Regions from separate parts of the Homo sapiens genome. Here region 1 is linked to region 2. Evidence: chromatin loops called from intact Hi-C (ENCODE). Cell type or tissue: Caco-2. All regions are shown on one strand. Links, peaks and the distances in the headings refer to the core of each region. The heading gives the core; the rest is flanking DNA. Region 1 overlaps LOC105374037 (a long non-coding RNA gene). Region 2 has its middle 300 kb from the start of NECTIN3-AS1.

Region 1 (4,404 bases), core at 164-4,163, 150 kb before region 2:
AATGGATCCTTGCTCAAATAAACTCTGCTAACTTTAATCTGTCTGAAGTTTTTTTTTAGACAGTAACTTACAACAAAATATTTCTTCATATTTCAAAAAGCACAGTAAATCATGAGGCAGGTATTAAAGAATTCATCAACCCTTTTGAAGGCCATTATTATTATTACATTAAAAAATAATTAATATTTAAAATGATATGGTTTAAAGACGTTAAACCCTTGGTGGAGTAAAGAATTGTCCTAAAAATAATACTGGAGATTGGTTGTATAACACTGTGAATGTACTTAACACTAGTGAATTATACACTTTAAAATATCTAAAATGGTAAATTTTATGTTATAGGCTTTACTATAATTTTTTAAAATTTTAAAAATTAAAGATATCTTAGATCATAGAGCAAGAACATTAATGATTCAGGGAGAAGCACTTAGTTATAATAAATCTGATATAAATTTAAATTGCAAAATCTAAATACCTATCCTAAAGTGATGATTTTGTATTTGTAAATACCTTAAAATTAGGCATGTGGGGAATTGTGAACGTAATAACATAGTTGCCTAGGAGATCAAATTTTGTAAAATGAAACAGAGCCTGAATCCAAAAGTGATTAACTTCCAGAAGCTTGATAAATAAACATCCACAAGATTTTAAACCTTAAAAAATTTTGATTTTGCTATTATCTCTGAGACTGCAATGCTTGAAATTATATGCGTGCATATTTTGTATTATGCTATCTAACTATCTTCTTATCCCCTCTTTGCTAACCTGTAACATCCACATCTCCCCTGCTTCTCTTATGGGGGACCCAGGTAAGTAGCTACAGCTGTTTACTTCTCTTTCCCTTGGCATCAATTGTTGGGTTTCAGCTTAAGTTGTTTAAGGAAACGTCATCACTCAAAACTGCCTTTGGCAAAATGCCTCAGATGCTAGCCTGTGAAGAAAAAATTATATGCTGAACTTTAGAGAAAATCATTATATTACGTGTGGTGAGAAAATATGAAAATTCTCACATATAGAGACCCTCTAGGAAACTGAGGTCTTGATTCTACCTACATGTAAGGGCATGAAGAAGTAAAACAGGAGTGAGATAGACTGTCCCATTGTGAGGAAGGGTATTTAACAGATTTAGGTAGAAAACAGCCAAGCATCAACCGTGCCCCTCTCTCCTCCAAGAAGCTCTTTCCCTAATAGCCTAAGTAATACTAATAGATGGACCTGCATTGAGTGAGAGCAGAGGCCTGAGCACCTAACACCTCCACTATCATGTAGATTGTTAAGGGGCAGACACTTCCACTTTTTGTTGGTTCTCCTGTGATAGAAACATTTAATTTATCAGTACTTACACTCTTCCATTAAGACTCCCCTGCTTCCAGCGTTACAAGGAATAGAAGGCCATGAGTATATCAGTTATGCTTGAGTGAGGTCACTGATGTGAACGCAGGTAGGAGAAGCAAAATACAGCCTGGCAGCTTTGCTGCAAAGGCTGCCAATTTGAATGCCTAAGGAGGGGCTTAGTGGGAACTGTGAACTGCTTTGAACCAGAGTAAAAAGTGCCTTATGAGAAGAAAGTCTAGGGTTACCAGATCTTCTGGTTTGTCAAGAAATGCTGAGATATCTGGATTTTAACATGAAATATCCTGACTTTCAAAGGTTGGAAAGCAATTCAAATTTTTCAACACTATGTGAAGGCAAAACTCCAGATGCCCGAGGGCTATATTCAGACTGCAGGTTATCAAATCGTGACCTCAGCTTTCCATACCAAAGACTGAGCAGCTGGAGGGGGACTGGAAGGGAGAGATAAGAAAAACTGAGCTTTAGATAGCTGTTAAATGGAGTGGAATTTGGAGAGAAGGAGATTCTTAAGGGAAAATCTTAGGGTTGTTTTCTGTGTAATGGGTGGTGTAAATCCATTTGTAAACCAAAACACCTTCAGTGCTTTTAAAATTGGATTTGTATTTTTTTGGATATGACAACATGCTAATACAGGCTTTAGAGTAAGAGGGAAAAGACTTAGCTATACATGTTTACATTTACAAATGATAAATATTGAACTGCCAAATTTTTATGAAAAGATCCTATTGGATTTCATGTCACAGTTTACGATAAAACCACAACTCTCAGAGACTTAGTAAGGCCATCAGAGCTGTTCAAATAGAGTATAAAGGTGTAATGCCTCACCAGGTTATTACTATTTCTAGCTAGCAGATGAACCCAACCCAGAGCATAAGTATGAAAAGATGGACTGTAATACTTTCAAGATATCTATTTTGTAATCTCCAGACATACACACACATGTGCACACACACACATCTGACTCTATAATAAATGCTATGGACTGAATCATGCCTTCTCATATTCACATGTTGAAGCCCTAGTCCTCAATGTGATGGGGTTTAGATGAGGTCATCAGTGTGCAGCCTTCATGAATGTGTTCAGTGCCCTTATAAGAAGAGACACAAGAGAGTTCTCCCTGCCTCCCCGGTCCCCCTGACTCTGCCATGTGAGGATACAGCAAGAAAGCAGTCATCTACAAGCCAGAAAGAGGGCCTTCATCAGGCCCAACCGTGCTCTTACCCAAATTTCAGACTTCCCATAATTCCAGAACTGTGAGAAATAAATGTCTGCTGTTTAAGCCACTCAGTCTATGAAATTTTGTTACAGCAGCCATAGCCGACTAAGACAAATGGATACTCCAAAATTGCAACATATCATTGGGAAGGTATTTATAAATACCTAATTCTTCCAGTGAGTCTTCAAACTACCTCCATATGTGGGCAAAAATCTCCATTATCCAACCAACCTACTGAGGTACTAAGTGGCTAAGTTGGCTGGACTTCCTGGGTCAGTAGGGACTTCACCAAGGGGACTTTCCTCTAAGCCAAAATGAGTCATAGCTGCAAGCTAAGGGATTGAAACTTCAACCAATCATATAGGGAGTTTAAGCTATAGCTGCAGCCTGATGGTTTTAACCAATCAGGCCCTCCAACCCACAAGCAGATAGAAAATAAGCTAATCTTATAGGACAGAAAAAGGAAAAGGGGAGGAGTCATAAGGGGATATAAGCATAAGACACCCAAGCCAGAAACAGCAACCCTTCTGGGTCCCCTTCCACTGCATGGAAGCTTTACTTTCACTTTTGCTTTAATAAATCTTGCTGCAGCACTCTTTGGGTCCGCGCGTTTCTCTAATCGAGCTCTAACACCTGCTGCTGCGGTCCATGGCTTCATTCCTTGAAGCCCATGAGACCACAAACCCTTCCATAGAGAAAAATCTTTGATCAGAAGAAGACTTCTCATCTCATTTCTAAAATAAATTTTAAAATCAGTCCTTAAGTAGGGTGTAATTATAGAATACCCGACTATTAACTGAATGTTTGGGTCCCCCTAAAATTCATATGTTGAAATCTAACTCCCAAGGTGATGGTATTAGCAGGTAGGGCTTTTGGGAGGTAACTAGGTCATGAGGGTGGGACTCTAATGAATGGGATTAATGCCCTTAAGAGAAGAGGCCAGAGAGCTAGCTCTCTGTACTCTCTCCCATGTGAGAATACAAAGAAAAGATAACCATCTGCAAATCAGGAAGAGGGTCCTCACTAAACATGAGATCTGCTAGCACTCTGATCTTGGATTTCCTAGCCTCCAAAGTATGAGAAATAAATGTTTGTTGTTTAAGCCACACAATCTATGGTATTCTGTTATAGCAGCTCAAGCTAACCAAAGCGGACTCCCTTCACATTTTATATTCTTAGTTATTTTACTTATTTAAGTATGGTTTTTAAATTTAGTTCTAGAGGCATCTATAACATTATAAATATTACTTGTACAATCTACACTCCCTGTTACATTAAATGAGAGAGTTAAGTTTGTTTAAAGAAAATAGGCTTGAAGTCAGCAAGACCAGATTCTATTGTGACTCTGCCACTTACTAGTTATGTGATATGGGGCACCTTATTTAAGCAATCTGAGAAAAGAATTCCAGCTCTGTAAAATAAGGATATTACTGCAACTGCCTTTGCAAAAATTTTAACAGTGAGAAAATTATGGCAATAAAAGGGATCTGATCTAACTAACCCCATCTTGCCTTTAACCTCCAAGCTGTCCTTAATCATTCCTGGGCTAAGGCCAAGCTAACATTGAGAGACATTTAGTTTATAGTTTAAACGATAACAGCCCTTCTCCCAAACTAAAACACCTTTGTAAAGCTAATGAAAGACCACCAGGTTAGGAGGATAAGAAGGCTAAATTCTGCCAAGGTGTAGACATAAATGATTACCAGCAATTATTCTGGAGGTCACAAGGTTTGCAACTTCTCCAATTACTCCTGCAGATAACATACGTATTGTAGAACCTAAGACTGGTCTCTTGAAATGTTTTTTCAGGTTTTTGCATTTCTGACAATCAGTGG
Region 2 (4,404 bases), core at 132-4,131:
AGGAACACACAGGCACCAAAAGTGTGAACGCTTAGAACATATTTGACGGGATGCCATACATACAAAGCAGTGGCAGAGTTGAGGCTAGATGTGTGCATCAAAGCCAGATTCTAGAGAATCTTGTAAGGGGCCAGACTTCAGAAGAAATATAAACTTCAAAGGATATTTTAGTATCAGAACACAGATTAGTGTTTTTAAAAAATATCAGTTGACAGTGAGAAGGATGGATTTGTGATAATGGAGAGACAGAGGCAGTGAAAGGAGTAAAGAGGCCAATGCAAGACTCCAGATGGCAGATGATGAGGGTCTGGACAACGAGTAAGAGAAACTAAGCCCTGGGTGGATGATTGGATCAAGCAAGGAGATGAGGGGGAAGATTAAGGTAATTAAGATCTGAGGGTTCTCTAGGACGACTTGTTGCGTTAATTTTCTTTGCTGATATTCTTGAAAATATATAGACTAATTGCTTTAATCCAAGTAAAAGCCAAAATCCTTGCAACACTCTAGGAAACCTGCATGATATGGCTCCTATTGCCTTGTTAACCCCATCTCCCACACTTTATCCCCCCTCACCACCAGCTCTGCTGCAGCCACACTGGCATCCTTTTTTTCCCTCAAAAATGCAAGCCATAGTCCACCTTTGAACTTTCCTGACCCAATTGCTTGAAACTGCAGCCCTCTCCTTCAGCATTACTATCTCCCCTGCTTCAGGTTTTTCATATGTGTGTGTGTGTGTGTGTGTGTGTGTGTAATTGCTGTCATCTTGCCCTACTAAGTTGTTAACTCTGTGAGGACTACGGTTGTTTTCAGGTTTTGTTCACAATTATATCCCAGCACATAGAAGAATGTCCAATAGGTGTTCAATACATATTTGATTAATATTCCCTTAAGCAGAAACATTAATTAATGTTTCAAAAAATGTTAAGCAATGTTTCTAAATTTGACAATTTACATGTCTTTATTCCAGACAGGGCATAGGAAGGGAAGGAATTTGCCTTTTACCATCTTCACTTACTTCCAGACAATGTGCTTGATGAGTCTATTTTTAGTTTAGTTCAGGCTTTCACCTCTGCCTTTTACATGGCTTTTAGAATCTGAAAAATGTTGACTAGACTTATGGTGTTCATATTAAAGGGTTTTATTTTTCATTGTCATGGAGTCTATCTTAAACCTTAACCCTTGATAGTATTATTTAATTTATACCTCAAGTCTCTATGTAAATTCACTCCCATCTCCATTCTAGAAATTTTTCAAGCACACATTCTTCTTCCTTCACTTCAATATCCCTATTACTACTCTCTGAAAATTTACAATAAAGTAAATCCTCTTTTATTCTTCTACTACGGTTTCCTCTTCCATCTAGACAACTGTATCTAACCTCACAGCTACTCTTACATTCTCAGAATAAAGAAGAAAGTGCTATTATAAAAAGATGGTACACCTTATAACCTTATTTAGATGCTTCATAGTATACACTATCTTCATTTAAAATTAAATTAAAATTGAAACAAAGCTTGTTATTACAGTGTTAGAGGGAAGAAAACACAATTATTGAGCTAATACTCTTTGCCAAGACCTGGAGCTAGGCAAGCCTATACATATTATGTTACTACTTTGCACAGATCATACAGATCTACATAATGTAGTTGTAATTGACCTTTGTTGTTGTTGTTGTTGTTTTTTAGAGTTGAGGATACTTAGGCTAAAAGAGGTTTAATAACTTGCTGATGGTTACATGGCTACTACATGACAAGACAAAAATTTCAATCTAATTCCGATGCTAAAATTCAAACTTATTGTAAGGGATGGAAGAACTGTTGTGATAACATTTTTAGGCTATCTCTAACATTGCTTTGAGCATTAATATTCCATGGGTCTAGAAATCCACACAGTGATATTTGCCTATGACTACAGTAATTTCAAAACAAAGCAACCTCAAATTAATATTTATTTTAACAACTAAGGTTAAGCAAAGATAAAAAAAATCACCTCAAAAATTTCTAAGAAGACAATAAAAGTATCACTCCAGAGCTGAAAAAGTAAAAAGTCCAATTCCTAATTACTTTTCCACCACATTCCAAGTCTATTTATGACAAGTGTTTGGAGTTTAAGTGACAAGATTTAGACTAGTGGACAAGCCATGCTTTAAATTAATATCATATCAAATATCATCAGAATGCATAGTATAAACTTGGGTACTCACAGCATGCCTCGTCATCACAAAGGCATGCTATTATTGCCAAGTTGAGATGCGTAAGTGTGCTTGTACTCTGCCCTTCAGCTTCAAAGCAGAGTTGCTGAGGATCAAGACACCAACATTATAGCCACTGGTAATCCCAGTTAACTCCCACGGCCCAGTGTGCTATCCCCATATACGGCAATGGCATGCCCTGTGATTCAAAGCCAAGGGGCTCTGCAAATAAAGCAGGGTCTGGGAGGCCCACAGGTCACGAACATTGAGCTCCACACAGGCAAGAGAACAAATGTCCCATTCTTCGCATTTGTCAAATATGCCTCTCATGAAGTAAAGAATAAAGTTCCTTCTGAGATAATGCCCACCCCATTACCACAACAAATAAACCCCCAAGGTTAAAAAAAAAAATGGAACGTTTGCGCTTGAAGGGAAGTTGAAGTTACTTAACAAGCTCTCCTTGATTTATGTGATCATAAGTAAGTACGTGGCCAGCATAAAGGTGCAATGAGGTTGAAGAAGAATCAGGGCCCCAATTGTCTTTCTTTTCATCTGTTTCTGAGGGTGATATTACCAAATGGTTAAGAGCTCTACATTAGGGTATAATACTCATGATTTGCAATTCTGCTTCTGTTTATGTTACCTGTATGCGTGATTCTAGGTCCATTATTTGCATCTCATTGGTGAAGATTAAATAGGATCCTGCATGAAAGTTATTGCCATCAGAATTCATAAAAGGTGGGTGTTTAATAAAAGCTAACTAGTGAGATAAATTATATTATTTATTCGCAATATCAAATATAACATGAATTATTATTAATAAGGCAAAAATAGGAAGAGTAGTTTATGCCTTTGTTCTTTTGGAGTATTACTTTATTCTGTACGTATTGTAAGAAATTTCTGAGATCCCCCAATGTGACTGTGGATGCTTGACCCAGCATTTCTGTCATTAACCAGCATCACTCCTCCCACAGCCTGCAGAAAGTCCAATTAATTTCAATTAAATTAAAATTTAATTTTAATGAAAGTAATTAGAAGGACCTACGTTTGTAAAATGTGGTAACTAGATTTATCAAACAACCGTAACATATAGCACATTACACTCAGAGCAAATCCTAGTGAAGTTTGGCAAACATGTCTCCCCCTTCCTCTTCTGAAACCTTATTCCCTTCTTTTGAGTCTGCCTCTTACTGAACCACACGAGCCGAGGTTCCCCTTCATTCCATGAACATTTGCAACTTCCCTGTATTACGTCTCACTGACTTTGAATAAGCAAAACATTAGAGGTCTGAAAAAGACCAACAGACTAACCCTCAGATGTTGTAATTCATAATAGAATAATGTGTGAGCCTTCCCAGGGTCACTTGCATTTAAAGGTATTGATGGTTTAGCAAAGAAATTATCCTTCAGTTGTAGAATTTAAGTAAGAGGAATATATTTTGAGGCAAATTGTTTTTCCAGTTCCTCCTAGAAAATGTCATTTCAAGATCTGCTTACTCTGTTGATGATGTTAGGCAAAATCTTCTTGGAAAAAAAAAACCAACAACTTCGTAAAGCTGAAAAGGAAATGACCTTCCTGGATGTTTAATTTGCTGTTTTATGATTCAGTCTCCTGAATAAAACTAAGGCTACTAGGCATCTATCTCAACAACAATGAAAGAATGAATGAGGTCTTCTCCATGACACTCTATGGCAAGATTGCTCATGTGCCTGTACTGACTTTAAGTCAGCCCAGCAATTGAGCACTTGCTATACGCGAGACATGCTAGGCATCATGGGAACAGAAAAAAAAATTTTGGGTCAAGTGACATGTACTCAGTGGCTTTTCTCAGTAAGATTTAACCTTATTTACCTATTTTTTATTGGTAGACGTCGGTACTTACTACATTGAATTATGTTGTCAATTGTGTCTGCCTTCCTCATTAGATAAGCTATCCCTCCACGGCAGGCACCATTTGCTAGATGCATCTGTAGGCCCAACACTTAACATAGTACCTGGTTCTTAGTAAATACTCATTGATACCTAGGCCTGAAAATCCCAACACTGTATTGCCCAGAGCTGATAAGCAGGTGCCAGTGAATGAATTCTCTGGGTTTAAAAGCCCACTTCCAAAATGAAGAAATTAAGTTACTGTAATGAAGCCCTGGAGTCAAAACAGAAATTTAACACATATTAATTATTATCTGTATGTTTCAAGATAAAGTTTAAGACA

The links. Hi-C counts contacts between places; a loop is a spot of excess contacts. Peaks named below come from ENCODE experiments on the same cell type or tissue, not always from the same donor. Only the 100,000 strongest peaks of a DNase experiment are listed, where the experiment ranks them.
Region 1: it touches region 2 in a loop (9-fold over the local background); 1 of 110 quality-filtered maps calls a loop at or near these places.

The regions. Positions count from the first base shown.
Region 1 is chr3:110,623,882-110,628,285 of GRCh38, forward strand. All of the region lies in intron 3 of LOC105374037 (a long non-coding RNA gene), which reads right to left. Among named protein-coding and RNA genes, the nearest start is that of NECTIN3-AS1, 440 kb to the right of the region's middle. In Caco-2, for the core only: no CTCF peak of the experiment used is centred there; a DNase peak (open chromatin) is centred at 1,740.
Region 2 is chr3:110,771,257-110,775,660 of GRCh38, forward strand. No RefSeq gene overlaps it. Among named protein-coding and RNA genes, the nearest start is that of NECTIN3-AS1, 300 kb to the right of the region's middle. In Caco-2, for the core only: no CTCF peak of the experiment used is centred there; a DNase peak (open chromatin) is centred at 2,375.